Linked DNA regions of Homo sapiens: region 2 is linked to region 1. A link is a contact called in ENCODE Hi-C or POLR2A ChIA-PET data. All regions are on one chromosome and are shown on one strand. Each heading gives the region's core, a stretch centred on a gene start or an enhancer-like site at or near the end of the contact. The rest is flanking DNA. Distances are from core to core; before and after follow the strand shown. Region 1 overlaps SPTBN2 (spectrin beta, non-erythrocytic 2). Region 2 holds the start of CCS (copper chaperone for superoxide dismutase).

Region 1 (6,842 bases), core at 4,216-6,715:
CAGCCTCCGAGTAGCTGGGATTACAGGTGCCCGCCACCACGCCCGGCTAATTTTTGTGTTTTTAGTGGAAACGGGGTTTCACCATGTTTCATCACAGCCCAGCCACACAACCCATGGAGGCCAGGCTGGTCTCGAACTCGTGACCTCAGGTGATCTGCCCGCCTGGGCCTCCCAAAGTGCTGGGATTACAGGCGTGAGCCACCATGCCTGGCCCAGGACCAGTGATTTCTGATGTCAAGAGGCAGACGGTTCTGGGGAGAGATTTCCAGAATGCGAGAAACCCGTGAATGGCACTGAGGGGAGAGAATGAAAGGTTTCTTGCAAAGAGAGAATGAGAGGAAGCAGAAAGCCACCAAGAAGTCAGCGTTCAGCACTGCACAGTGAGAATGGCCCGGCCACCCAGGCCTCACCCACCTCCTCGGCCGCATAGTGGCTCCTGGCCAGCAGCTCCTTCCCCATGTCGATGCAGGAGGAGAAGCGGTCTGCCCGGGCCTCTATCTCTGCCTTGATGCCTTGCTGGTTCTTGATGACTAGATCCGCGGAGGACACATCCCTGGGGGGAGGCAGAAACAGCATCACCTGCTGCCCACAGCCCCATCACAGCCCAGCCACACAACCCGTGGAGGCCCTGAGCCCTGGGATTCTCACCGGGGACGCTCCTGGGCATCCATCTGCAGGTTGACCTCATCCATCCAGAGCATCAGTTCCCGGACAGCCTTGAAGAAGCGGAACTTGTCTGTGGTGTCCAGCAGCAGCTGCCGGCGGGCGGCAGAGCTTCCCTGAAGCTGGGCCCAGGCCTCGGCCACGGCCTGCATGTGGCGGCCGATCTCCTCAGCCTTGTCTCCAGCGTAGGCCTTCTGGAGCCGGTGGCCGTCGTCCTGCACCTGCTGGACCTGCGGAGCCCCGGGTCAGAGTCAGGCAGAGCGGGGGACTCCAAGGAGCCGCAGCCTGCCTCAGTCCTGGCTGCCACTCTCACCTCCTGCCTGTCTCACAGCCAAAGAAGCAGGGGGAGGAGCCAGGGAGTGGGGGTGCTGGGAAAGATGAAGGCAGGGGCTGGCCACACTCTGCCCTGTTGGGTCTCATCTAGACACCTGGGCTTAACTGGGGGAGGATCTGGAAAAGAGCCATTGGCCAGTTGAACTTTCAGAGGCCTGTCTAGGATGTGATAGACCTTGGAGATTGCTAGAACGTGCTACTTAGCCTGAAAAGGGGATTCAGGCAGGGGCTGATGGGTTCTAGTGGTTGAAGGAAGGATCCATGCTTACTGAGTGTGAGCCTAGAGCTCAAGCCTGGGAAGCACTAACAGGCTGATTTAGCGCAGCATGAAGAGTCTCCTGGCCACTGGGAACCCCTGAAGACATCATGGGCTCTCAAGGGGGCTTGTCATCAAAAGTGTGAATGCAGTGGCTAGATGTCCCCTGCCAGAGATGTTTTCTTTCTTTTTGAGACGGAGTTTCGCTCTTGTTGCCCAGGCTGGAGTGCAGTGGAGGGATCTCAGCTCACTGCAACCTCCGCCTCCTGGGTTCAAGTGATTCTCCTGCCTCAGCCTCCTGAGTAGCTAGGATTACAGGCATGCGCCACCATGCCTGGCTAATTTTGTATTTTTAGTAGAGAAGGGGTTTCTCCATGTTGGTCAGGCTGGTCTCGAACTCCCAATCTCAGATGATCCGCCCTCCTCGGCCTCCCAAAGTGCTGGGATTACAGGCGAGAGCCACCGCGCCTGGCCAAACAGAGATGTTTTCTTGGAGCAATTTCCTCATCTCGAAATGGCCCTCGAAAGAGTGCCGTCCTCCCAGCATTTCTGAGCTCTACCCTAGCTCCTGGGAACTCTCCCCGGCATTTCCCCCATGGCCTCCTCTAAGCCTCCCCCACCTCCTCATGCTTGGGTCAGACCTGGGGGCTGAGGGCCTGAATGTCATGCTCGTAGGCACAGTGTCGGCGCTGCAGGGCCTCGGCAGCGTTGAGGTCGCGGCCAGTCCCGTCCGGAAGCTGCTGCTGCTTGTGCTGCACCCGCGCCAGGGCTTGGCGTGCCCCGTGCAGGAAGCGCTGCAGCTCGTACGCCGCGGCCAGCACCTGACCCCGTGTGTCCAGCAGCTCAAGCAGGTCAGCCCAGGCCTCGTTGAGACTGTCCTTCCACTCGGCCACGGTGGCCCGTGCAGCATGGCCCCCAGCAATGAGCCCATTGGCCAGCGCATTGGCGCTATCTACGCGCTCCTGACCGATGGTGCTTGTGTCCCGGGAGAACTCTCGGAATTTGTCTCGGAGCATCTGGTAGAGGAAGCAGATGGACAGACCATGCCGTGATGTTAGGGGATGTGGTCCCTGCCTGATGGAGCGAGTCCTCCACTCCAAACTCAGAACCCACCTCTCCCCGCTGCATGGGGGCCGGGACAGGTTTCTTCCCTGTGGTTAAGGAGTAGGTGCAGCTGCTTCCCACTGACCCTGTATTTGACAGACTCCCTCCACCCCCAGCAAAGGCGTTTCAAGGTGCTTGGGACCCTTAGGCTTCAGACAAGGATACCCTAACTATGGTCCATATTTCTGTACGACTGAGGGTCCAAGCCCCCAAACTGTCGGGGGGGTGGATCATACTCCGTTTTGTTGAATTCTGTTGAAAAGTGTGAGTGATAATTTCCTGTTTGCCCTTGTCTCAGCTCAGCTTCATGTCCCCTTTCTGTACAATTCTTCAAATTGTGTGTGTGTGTATGTATTTAGAGATGATAGGGTCTTGCTCTGGAGTGCACTAGCGCAATCACTGCAGTGTCGACCTCCCAGGCTCAAGAGATCCTCCCACCTCAGCCTCCTAAGTAGTTGGGCCTACAGGCATGCACGGCTGTGCCTGGCTAATAAAAAAAAATTTTTTTTGTAGAGATGGGGGGTCTCACTATGTTGCCCAGGCTGGTCTTGAACTCCTGGACTCAAGCAATCCTCCCATCTCAGCCTCCCAAGGTGCTAGGATTACAGGTGTGAGCCTATGCCCGGCCTCTTCAAATCATATACCTCAAAACCAGGAGGACAGTGCCTGCTCAGCCTGGTCTTGCCCCTTAGCCCCTCAGTGCTCTGCCTGGGACTAGGTCCTAGTCTCCCTGTGGGTCCTCCACTCTTCCCACGGTTGATCTGAGCTGGGTGCCCTCCCTACACTCACAGTCACATGCTCGTAGTCCTGGCCCAGCTCGTGGGAGGCCGCCACCACCTCGCGCTCCTGGATCCACTGTTCCAGGTCATCCAGCTCGCGGCGGAGCTGGCACAGCCGGAGGTGCTCCTGCAGGCGCTCCCGCCGCTCTCCAGCCAGCTCCTTCAGGCCGGCATACAGCTTGTCCACCTGGGCTTGGCGGATGGATATCCGAGTGCTGCAAGAAGAGTGAGGGAGGCACTGTGGGACTTAGGGGTGTAGCTCTGACCTCCGGTCTGTTCTGTGGAGCCCTGTCCCTCTGAGTCTCCCAACAGCTCGCCCACCCTGTGTTCCAGCTTTCTAGAAGGCTCCGTGCACACAGCACTGAAGGCTCCACATTCCCTGCACCTTCCTGTTCCTGCAGCCGGCTCCACCCCCAGGCTGGGCCGGGCTGCCGCTGCACCCACCTCTCTGGGTGCTCGTGGTCAATCATGTCCTGGCTGCTGGCCGCCAGCTGGTGGATGGTCTGCGCGTAGTCGGCCAGGGCTTGCTCCAGCACCTGGTGCTTCTTCACCTCTGCCTGGGCACTCAGCTCATCCTGGGGGAAGGGACAGTGGCATCCAGCATCAGGTCAGGGGAGGGCAGAACTGGTCACATACACTGGGCTCTGTCCTGGCCCTCACCTTGGCCTTCTCCTGGCCCATCATGTGTAATTCCTGCTCGCCCATCCAGGCCTCCGCCTCGGCGGCATCGCGGTAGAACTGCTGGGCTCGCAGGGCATCCTCCAGTCGCTTCCCTCGAAGTTCCAGCTCGTGGCCCAGGCGTTTCCACATTTCCTGCAGCTCAGCCAGCTCTGGACCTGCTGCTGCTGCACCTAGAGCACGCTGCCGCTCCCTCAGGTCCGCGATCCGGGGCTCATGGCCCTGAATCTCTTTCTGCAGGGTCTGCCCATGGCCACAGAAGAGAAAATGCTGAAAGTCCTGCCCCAGCCCCACGTGCTCCCGGAGACCACCCTTCACCCCTGTGCCTCTCTCCTTCCTGGGTCCTCTGCTCCCTCTCCTAGCCTGGGGGTGCGATGGTAACACCCGTCAGCCGCCCAGCCCCCACTATCTCCTACTGAGAGGACCCACCCTCCCAAGGTGAGGAAAGACAGCCACTGAAGTCCAGGGTTACACTCAGCATCGAGGGGGGCCTGGTCTTAAGAAAAAACACGTCCAAGTCTGGGCAGGCTCCTGGGAACTTCTCTTTTGCCTTCAGCCTCTGCCTCACCTGGTTTTTCTTCATGAGAAGCTGGACGCTGGGCAGGTCCTTGCCATGCTCCATGGAGCTGGCCATGGGCAGCCGCTCTGTCACCCACAACTGGAAGAGGAAGAGGGGGTCAGTGGAGGCCCAGAGGGCAAGGCAAGCAGCAGGGACTGATTAGTGGGAGTGGGGACACCTGGGGCTACCGCCCTGTGTGTGGGGAACAGTCATCTCTGGTTCTGGGAGGCATCTCCAAGTCTCCCTATAGGGGAGATGGTCAATGCCAAAGAGAAGAGGGAATAGAGCCCTGCTGGCATCTCCCTGGCATCCAGGAGGGAGGCTGGAGAACCACATGGCTGGGGGCAGCTTGCCGTCCTTGGCCCCAGTGACTCACAATCTCATCTTCCACATCGCGGTGGAACTGGTGCTGCTCGCGAGAAGCCTGCAGGCGCCGGCAGCGTTCCCGCATGGGCTGGCACAAGGCCCTGAACTTCTCCTCCACGGCCCTCGAGGTTCTCTCCACCTCCCCTGCACCCTGGTCCTCCTGGGCCAGTGCTTTGGCCTGGGCCTGGATTGCCTCCACCTCCTTCTCTCTCACAGCCATCTCCCATTCCAGCATCTGCAAACCGCCAGGAGGAAGGACATGTTAGCTCTGCATTTCCGCCTTCATGCCCAGCAGAGACACCAACCAGTCTCTATCCAGCCCACTGTGGCTGCTCATCACTGCAGCTCACCCAGGGAGAGCATCCCCTCATGGGCTGGATCAGTGGATCTCGAACTTTATATGCACAAGAATCCAAGGGCAGGGGTTGAAAAAATCCCTATTGGGTACTGTGCTCACTACATGGGTGATGGGTTCAATTACACCCCAAACTTCAGCATCACACAATATAACTTATAACAAACCTGCACCCACACCCGCGAATCTAAAAGATTGAAATTAAAAAATCCAGGGTAGTGTGATAACTGTGCCCATTATCAATTCATTGTCTCTCCATCCCCAATCCATCGTGGCCCTGCTTTGAGACACTGGAACTGGCCCCTGGAAACATTCCTCCTTTGCCAGCAGGCACAATCTAGGCCTTGTCAGCAGAGGGCGCTGGAGGGACACCACAATGCCTAGCAGATGTGGGGCATTCCACGGTTCCAAGGTGCTTTTCTTCCTCCTACAGCAAAACTGTCCACAGTGCGCAAGAGATCCGGTGGCTCTTACTCTCTGGCAAGTTTTGCTGCACTCTAGTGGCCACTTCCTGCTGGCCAGCCTTGGCTTGCTGGCTTCAGACATGCTCTGGCCTGTGATACCCCAGCAAATTTCCAGGCCATTCAGTGGGCCTCCGCCCTCTCCAAGGAGGTCTGAGACTCAGCCATCTTGCTCCTTCCTGGGGGACTCCTCAACCCCAGAGGTGTCAGCTGCTCCCTACACTTCCCATTCTGCATTCTTCAGAGCAGGGACCAGCAAGTCCAGCCCACTGCCTAGCCTTATAAAGTTTTTATTGGACCACAGCTGCACCCCTTTTTAAAAAATTTTTTGAGACAAGTCTCGCTCTGCCACCCAGGCTGCAGTGCAGTGGCACGATCACAGCCCACTGCAGCCTCGACTCTCCAGGCTCAAACAATCTTCTCACCTCAGCCTCCTGAGTAGCTGGGACTACAGGCACACACCACCACCACGCCCAGCTAATTTTTGTAGTTTTTGTAGAGATGGGGTTTTGCCATGTTGCCCAGGCTAGTCTCAAAACTCCTGGACTCAAGTGATCCGGCCACCTCGGCCTCCCAAAGTGTTGGGATTACATGTGTGAGCCACCACACCTGGCCATACCCCTTATTTTACATATAATCCGCAGCTGCTTTTCCTTACAAGGGCAGAGTTGAAGGGCTGTGACATAGACCTTACGACCCATGAAGCCCCAAAAATTTACTATCTGGTGCTTTACTGAAAAAAGTTTTCTGACCCCTGCTATAGAGTTCTCTTTACCACCTTTTACTAATTTATACTTCTGTTTTTTTTTTTGAGACAGAGGCTTGCCCAGGCTGGAGTGCGATGGCATGATCACGGCTCACTGCAACCTCTGTCTCCTGGGTTCAAGCTATCCTCCTCCCTCAGCCCTCAGCCTCCCAAGTAGCTGGGATAACAGGCGTGCGCCACCACGCCTGGCTAATTTTTGTATTTTTAGTAGAGACGGGGTTTCACCATGTTGGCCAGGCTGGTCTTGAACTCCTGACCTCAAGCGACCTGCCTGCCTTGGCCTCCCAAAGTGCTGAGATTACAGGCATGAGCCACTGTGCCTGGCCTAATTAATATTTCTTTTTACTGAAGTTCTCATCGTCAAATTATTAGGGGGTCTGTCTCCTAACTCTAACCCTGACTGCGACATATCCCTAGAGATTCTGATACTGGCTGCCCAAAGAAATGACTCTGGGAAATGCTAGTGAAGGTGTTATCTGCCAGGCCTCAGCTGGCCTCCCAAATCTTGAAAGCTGCAGCCCC
Region 2 (7,562 bases), core at 4,637-7,136, 100 kb before region 1:
CCAGGCTGGAGTGCAGTGGCGTGATCTCGGCTCGCTACAACCTACACCTCCCAGCCGCCTGCCTTGGCCTCCTAAAGTGCCGAGATTGCAGCCTCTGCCCGGCCGCCACCCCGTCTGGGAAGTGAGGAGTGTCTCTGCCTGGCCGCCCATCGTCTGGGATGTGAGGAGCCCCTCTGCCTGGCTGCCCAGTCTGGAAAGTGAGGAGCGCCTCTTCCCAGCCGCCATCCCATCTAGGAAGTGAGGAGCGCCTCTTCCCAGCCGCCATCACATCTAGGAAGTGAGGAGCGTCTCTGCCCGGCCGCCCATCGTCTGAGATGTGGGGAGTGCCTCTGCCCCGCGGCCCCATCTGGGATGTGAGGAGCACCTCTGCCCGGCCGCGACCCCGTCTGGGAGGTGAGGAGCGTCTCTGCCCGGCCACCCCGTCTGAGAAGTGAGGAGACCCTCTGCCTGGCAACCACCCCGTCTGAGAAGTGAGGAGCCCCTCCGCCCGGCAGCTGCCCCGTCTGAGAAGTGAGGAGCCTCTCCGCCCGGCAGCCACCCCATCTGGGAAGTGAGGAGCCCCTCCGCCCGGCAGCCACCCCGTCCGGGAGGGAGGTGGGGGGTCAGCCCCCCGCCCGGCCAGCCGCCCCGTCCGGGAGGGAGGTGGGGGGGTCAGCCCCCCGCCCGGCCAGCCGCCCCGTCCGGGAGGTGAGGGGCACCTCTGCCCGGCCGCCCCTACTGGGAAGTGAGGAGCCCCTCAGCCCGGCCAGCCACCCCATCTGGGAGGGAGGTGGGGGGGTCAGCCCCCCGCCCGGCCAGCCGCCCCATCCGGGAGGTGAGGGGGTGCCTCTGCCCGGCCGCCCCTACTGGGAAGTGAGGAGCCCCTCTGCCCGGCCAGTCGCCCCGTCTGGGAGGGAGGTGGGGGGGTCAGCCCCCCGCCCGGCCAGCCGCCCAGTCCGGGAGGGAGGTGGGGGGGTCAGCCCCCCGCCCTGCCAGCCGCCCAGTCCGGGAGGGAGGTGGGGTGGTCAGCCCCCCGCCCGGCCAGCCACCCCGTCCGGGAGGGAGGTGGGGGGGTCAGCCCCCCGCCCGGCCAGCCGCCCCGTCCGGGAGGTGAGGGGCGCCTCTGCCCGGCCGCCCCTACTGGGAAGTGAGGAGCCCCTCTGCCCGGCCAGCCGCCCCGTCCGGGAGGGAGGTGGGGGGTCAGCCCCCCGCCCAGCCAGCCGCGCCATCCGGGAGGTGAGGGGCGCCTCTGCCCGGCCGCCCCTACTGGGAAGTGAGGAGCCCCTCTGCCCGGCCACCACCCCGTCTGGGAGGTGTACCCAACAGCTCATTGAGAACGGGCCAGGATGACAATGGCAGCTTTGTGGAATAGAAAGGCGGGAAAGGTGGGGAAAAGATTGAGAAATCGGATGGTTGCCGTGTCTGTGTAGAAAGAAGTAGACATGGGAGACTTTTCATTTTGTTCTGCACTAAGAAAAATTCTTCTGCCTTGGGATCCTGTTGATCTGTGACCTTACCCCCAACCCTGTGCTCTCTGAAACATGTGCTGTGTCCACTCAGGGTTAAATGGATTAAGGGCGGTGCAAGATGTGCTTTGTTAAACAGATGCTTGAAGGCAGCATGCTCGTTAAGAGTCATCACCAATCCCTAATCTCAAGTAATCAGGGACACAAACACTGCGGAAGGCCGCAGGGTCCTCTGCCTAGGAAAACCAGAGACCTTTGTTCACTTGTTTATCTGCTGACCTTCCCTCCACTGTTGTCCCATGACCCTGCCAAATCCCCCTCTGTGAGAAACACCCAAGAATTATCAATAAAAAAATAAATTAAAAAACAAAGTGAAACCCCGTCTCTACTAAAAATAAAAAAAAATTAGCTGACCGTGATGGTGGGCACCTGTAGTCCCAGCTATTCAGGAGGCTGAGGCAGGAGAATGGCATGAACCCAGGAGGCGGAACTTGCAGTGAGCCGAGATTGCGCCACTGTACTCCAGCCTGGGCGACAGAGCGAGACTCCCTCTCAAAAGAAAAAATATATATATATACACACATATATATATACACACACACATATATATGTGTGTGTATGTGTGTGTGTATATATATATATTTGTTTTTTTTTTAAGAAACTCAAAAAATTAGCCAGGTGCAGTGGTGAGCAGCTGTAGTCCCAGCTACTTAGGAGGCTGAGGCAGGAGGATTGCTTGAGCCCAAGAGTTCAAGCTGCAGTGAGCTATGATCAGGCCACTGCACTCCAGCTTGGGCAACAGAGCAAGACCCCATCTCTAAAATTGAAAAAAAAAAAAAAATCCAGGTGCTGTAGCTCATACCTGTAATCCCAGCACTTTTGGAGGTTGAGGCAGGTGGATCGCCTGAGCTCAGGAGTTTGAGACCAGCCTGGCCAACGTGGTGAAACCCTATCTCTACTAAAAATACAAAAATGAGCCATGCGTGGTGGCAGGCGCCTGTAATCCCAGCTACTCAGGAGGCCGAGGCAGGAGAATCGCTTGAACCAGGGAGGCAGAGGTTGCAGTGAGCTGAGATTGTACCACTGCATTCTAGCCTGGGCAACAGAGTGAGACTCTGTCTCAAAAAATAAATAAATACATAAATAAAAATTAAATTAAATTTAAAAATTGTAACACTTATCCCCACAGCACGAAACAGACATTGGAGGTGGGTATGGGAAGGCTTACTTTTCAGTACACATCCTGGTATACTTTGTACCATGTGCACGTAACTGGTAAAAATTTAATTAATTTTCTTCTTCCTAATAGTGTTTGAGAACTAAAAGAGGTGACAATTTAATGTAGTGTGATAGGAATGCTAAAGTGAGTTGTTCCAAAGATCACCTTTGCCTCTGACCCTTCCCACTACAATTAACTCCAAGGTCTCAGTTCTTTTGATATAGGAGATTTGGCTTGTATTGTGCAAGGCTTGACATAATGGGACTACTAGGCTTGGGGATTCTTTCATGAGAATTTCACTAAGAAAACAATAGTTTTAGTCTCAATCCCTTCATAGTTGGAAGCATAATGTTCCTGAACCCTCCACTCCCAGATATAGACAAATATTTCTTCTTCCAAAGCAGTAAAGAGGTCTAGATGAGCTGCTGGCCATTTAGGGGTGAGGGAGGCATTTGAGGGCACTGGGCCTGGTCAAGGAGTAATAGGGGTATTCCCAGGAGCTACTAAAGGCTGGCTGCTGAGCTCCTGAACAGGGTTGACTGGTGGGGATCCTTCAGGGCCGAGACCAGGTGGCGAACCCGCCGCTGCTGTTGCAGCCAATAGAGCATCTCCACTTTGTCACTCTTCATCTTGTCCAGGTAGGGCCGCCCCTTGAAGATCACTGGCTCGCCAAAGATTAACTCTATCTCCTCCAGGAGGGAAACCAAAGAAGACTCCATTAAGTTGAGCTTCCTGTGGAGATGGCTTCGGACCTGATTCTCCTCCAGGAAGTGACTGGAGCTCAAGTTGGTCTTTTTGAAGAAGCGGTTGGGATTGGAAGCTTGTCCCTCAAACCACTCTAGTCTCGCCAGCAATGCCTCCCGCAGCTGAATGGGCTTCAGGGCCCGCTCCCAGGCATTCACCAATGAAGGCAGCTGCCTCAGGCGGGCTTTGGAGCTATATTTAATGGTCATGTCCACCTGGTCCTTGTCAGGGACCTCAAGCACAGACCACAGTTGTTCCAGATGCTTCTGCAGGCTCAGAATTTTGTGGGGTTCTCCCAGGTGGGGTGTCTTCCCAGCTCCTAGCCTGTGCTCTAGCACAGTGTTCCAATCCCACTCTCCTGGCACAAAGTCTGGTTCTTCATCTTCTAGCAATGGGGGAGGGTGCTGAATCTCTAGGGACTCTCTGGCAGGGGCCACAATCTCCACAGGAACCTCTTCTTCATGCATTTGAAAGATGACATGAAGGAAATCTGTTTCATGGTTGGTGAGGTACTTGAAGTAGTCATCCACAGACAAGGTGGTTTTCCATGAGTTCATCAAGGAGGCCTTGTTTGACCACTTCTCCCAGCTTTTGGTAGCTTGGAGTGATGGGAGGGAGGGCATCTTCTTAGTATTGGACTGTAAAGTGTTTGCTCTCTGGGAGTAAAGTCCAACCAGCTCAGGGTTGATGATTTGAGGCTGTTTTTCTTGACGTAGAAAGGCTGAGGACAGGAAGGTCGACCAGTCTTTATCTGCTGCAGGCTCAACTAGGGGCCCTTGATCAAAATGTAAGTGGTCAGAAGAGACATGGCTCATCAACTCCTTGTAGACCTCCCTGGTAGTACTGCCAACAAAGTTATCAATATCCATTTTTTCAATGGCTTTGGGATCCAGTTCACCAGCCAGATGGTTATACAGGGCTCCGGCCCCCTCAATGTGGAAAGAGTCTAAGAAGTTTCTATCAGAGACCCGTACGGCAGCCGCCTGGACCACGACCTCATTTCTAAGCTTCAAAGTAATGGTCACTGGCTGTGGGTGAAGTGGAAAGGATTTGGGGGGCTGGGGGTCCCACTGCCCAGAGGCTTCTTCCTCCTGGAGGTTCCTCAACATCTTCTCCAGCTCCTCCAGGCGATGCCCTGCAGCTGGGTGACGGGTCACAACCCCCAGGAGAGGAGGCAGGCCTGAGTCCAGTGGTGGGTAGCGAGTCCCCTCCAACTTCATCTTCTTTATCAACTGCTTCAGATCCTCAGCCACGATGAGCCCAGTCAGCTCTGGTTTGCTCTCTGTAGCCAAGACCAGCGGGGTTAAGGGGCGAGATGGGAGTGGAGGAAGGCCCAACTCATCTGCCAGCCTCCAGCCCTCACGCAGGGAGGGCATGGATTGGCCTCTCCGGAGCTCAGGGCAGAAAGGCGAGGGGGAAGCCCTGCTGGTGGGGGCCACAGGATAGCTGGGCAGCGACACCATCTGTGAGGAACTGATGTCGATTTCTCTCTTCTTTCCTATGGAGGGCAGCCAGTGGAAAGGCTTTTTCCTCTTCAACCGAGGGATGGACTTCAATTCCTTCACTGGATCCATCCTTCCTGGCTCATTGAGAAACTCTGGTGGACGGCTGAGTTGGATGAGGTAGTTCAGGTTGAGGTTAGAGCACTGCACTTGGGCGAAGCCAGTGCTGTGAGGCCAGGGGATAGGGCACAGCTTGAACGTCCCAGCGGGGCAGACAGGGTGCAGCTTGTCCACATCCCCAGAGGCCTGCTCTGCCCTCAGCAGGGCCTGGAAGTCGGCAAGCAGGCCACGGTAGACGTTGGGACTAGTAAGGAAGAGTGTGCAGTCCCTGGCGAGGCTGGCGGCCAACCGGGTGAGGGTGGCTGATTCAGTGAAGACCCCCCTGGGAGTCGACATGGTCACCAGCAGGTGCAGGTAGCGCAAGAAGAGCTGCTCGCTGCTCAGCAGCACGTAGGCCTCGAGCCGCTTCCGCAGCTTCTGGTTGTTTTTGTGGCTCAGACTAAGTTCGGCGGGCGGCTCCCGCCAGCTGCACTTCAGCTCGTCCAGGATGACCTTGATGAGACGTAGTCGGGCCTCAGGAGGCACTCCCGCTGCTATCCCGCTGCCGGCCAGCAGCTTGGCCACCTGGCTGCACAGCGACGCCACCGTCAGCTTCGCCAGAGGGAAGGACTGCAGAATCCGGCCCTCCTGCGGGGGGCGCTTCTGAGGCTCTGGGGACGTCGTCCTAGTGGGGAAGAGCGACAGCGGACGCAGCAGCCGGTGGTAAAACCGCTGGAGCTCAGGCTCGGGCTTCGGGGGCTCCATCATAGAGCCGGCGGCCGCCACCGTCCAGGAACAGAAAGCCGAGGGGTTACTAAGGCAACCAGGAGCCCGACGGCCCGAGTGCGCCTGCGCGGCCGCCACCCGGTGGCTGACGAAGCAGGGCCTTGCGTGCGCACGCACTAGGAGGAGGAGTTAAGGGTGGCTTTAGAGGCTCAGTCCCCGCGACGCCGCGCTGGTTGGTGCTCCTGCGCCGGAGGAGTTCTGCGTCTCGGGGTGGTGACTGGGTCCAGAATGGCTTCGGATTCGGGGAACCAGGGGACCCTCTGCACGGTGAGGGTCGAGGCTTCGTGTGGAGCCTCGCCGGGCAGAGAGCCTCGGCCCCTGGGATGATCGTTACCTTGGGAAGAGGAGAAGGAGTGGGCACTTGGGTTGGGGCCTGGGGCCATGGGATGAAACTAGGGTGCGAGGGTAGCAGGGGCCCTGCGTGAGTGTTGGGGGGTGACTCCCATGGTCCTGGAATGGTCATGAGAGATCATGAAGAAGGTGCTTGAAGAGGGGTTAAGTGGGGCTTGTTCCCAGACCCTTGCGGTGGTCATAGGGTAGGTGGTGAAACAAAGTCATACCAAGGCACTTCCCCAGCGATCATCGGTTGGTCCCTGCCGCCCTTGCAGTTGGAGTTCGCGGTGCAGATGACCTGTCAGAGCTGTGTGGACGCGGTGCGCAAATCCCTGCAAGGGGTGGCAGGTAAGAACAGGGTAAACTTTTCTGCAGACAGTCCAGAAGCCTCTGGGAGGGACCAGGCGAATCTATTAGGCGAACCCTACTCCCATTTTACAGATGCAGAAAGTGAACCCCAGAGAGTGAAAGGCATGTTCTCAGAGTTACACACAGACCTGGAGGCAGAGCCTAGAGTACAGCTGTCCAGCTTGCCCTGACAGATTCTAACTGCCTGTCTTGTTGTCCTGAACCTCAGGTGCCCCAGAGACTGAGGAGCTAGGCTGAGGGAGTTCCTGGGAAAACAGGCAGTTTTTGCTTGGGAAACAACATAATCTTGACAAAGCAAACAGCAGCTCAGGCCCTATACCATCCTGGGTAGCTTTCTATACCACTGGGTGTGGTGGCTCATGCCTGTAATCCCAGCACTTTGGGAGGCCGAGGTGGGTGGATCACCAGGTCAGGAGATCGAGACCATCCTGGCTAACACAGTTAAATCCTGTCTCTACTAAAAAATACAAAAAATTAGCCGGGCGTGGTGGTGGGCGCCTGTAGTCCCAGCTACTTGGGAGGCAGAGGCAGGAGAATGGCGTGAACCCGGGAGGCGGAGCTTGCAGTTAGCCGAGATCGCGCCACTGCACTCTAGCCTGGGCAACAGAGTGAGACTCCGTCTCAAAAAAATAATAATAATAAATAAAAGGCCAGCTGGTCTGGAGGTGACCTGGCACAATGAGAAAGATCTGGAAAGGTAGAGCCACCAGCATGGCTCTGGGAACTGGCTTCCTTTGATTCTGTTAAGTGTTTATCCAGGCCAGGCTCAGTGGCTCACGCCTGTAATCCCAGCACTTTGGGACACCAAAGTAGGTAGATTGCTCAAGTCCATGAGTTTGAGAGCAGCCTGAGCAACATGGCGAAAACCCTCCTCTATAAAATATACAAAAATTAGCTGGGCGTCATGGTGCACTCCTGTAGTCCCAGCTACTGGGGAGGCCAAAGCAGGAGGATTGCTTGAGTCCAGGAGGTGGAGGCTGCAGTGAGTTGGATCGCTCCACTGCACTCCAGGCTGGGTGACAGAGTGAGACCCTCTCTCAAAAAAAAAAAAAAAAAAAACAAGTTCACCCAGTCATTCGGCAGGTATGGACCAGACACTGGGGCTTTTTAGGGAGAAGAGTTCAC

Evidence for each region. Hi-C counts contacts between places; a loop is a spot of excess contacts on that map. ChIA-PET counts read pairs that join two places held with the same protein, here RNA polymerase II (POLR2A). Pooled maps may share reads with other maps.
Region 2: a loop to region 1 is called in a pooled map, with 3 times the contacts of the local background. The contact joins the promoter of CCS here to the enhancer-like site in region 1. A Hi-C loop is called at or near these places in 4 of 168 maps with a recorded cell type or tissue (gastrocnemius medialis, left lung, right lobe of liver and 1 more) and 3 of 50 pooled maps. POLR2A ChIA-PET finds 5 or more read pairs at or near these places in 5 of 52 experiments (A673, PC-9, T-cell and 2 more).

What each region holds. Positions count from the first base shown.
Region 1 is chr11:66,689,391-66,696,232 of GRCh38, forward strand. SPTBN2 (spectrin beta, non-erythrocytic 2) reads right to left here. Exons shown (of 38, transcript NM_006946.4): 22 at 4,749-4,973; 23 at 4,382-4,471; 24 at 3,796-4,056; 25 at 3,580-3,710; 26 at 3,146-3,350; 27 at 1,894-2,268; 28 at 649-893; 29 at 415-553. Among named protein-coding and RNA genes, the nearest start is that of RBM4B, 15 kb to the left of the region's middle. RefSeq lists an enhancer at 5,427-5,927. Within about 2 kb of position 5,466, at least 2 of the 41 ENCODE cell types and tissues checked have a DNase peak (open chromatin) inside an H3K27ac peak, as active enhancers do.
Region 2 is chr11:66,587,299-66,594,860 of GRCh38, forward strand. It overlaps CCS (copper chaperone for superoxide dismutase), which reads left to right and starts at 5,887. Exons shown (of 8, transcript NM_005125.2): 1 at 5,887-6,002; 2 at 6,344-6,416. The coding sequence starts at 5,964. CCDC87 (coiled-coil domain containing 87) reads right to left here and starts at 5,765. Exons shown (of 1, transcript NM_018219.3): 1 at 2,878-5,765. The coding sequence starts at 5,717. The coding sequence ends at 3,168. RefSeq lists enhancers at 4,551-5,140, 5,141-5,729, 5,292-5,351, 5,522-5,631, 5,662-5,751.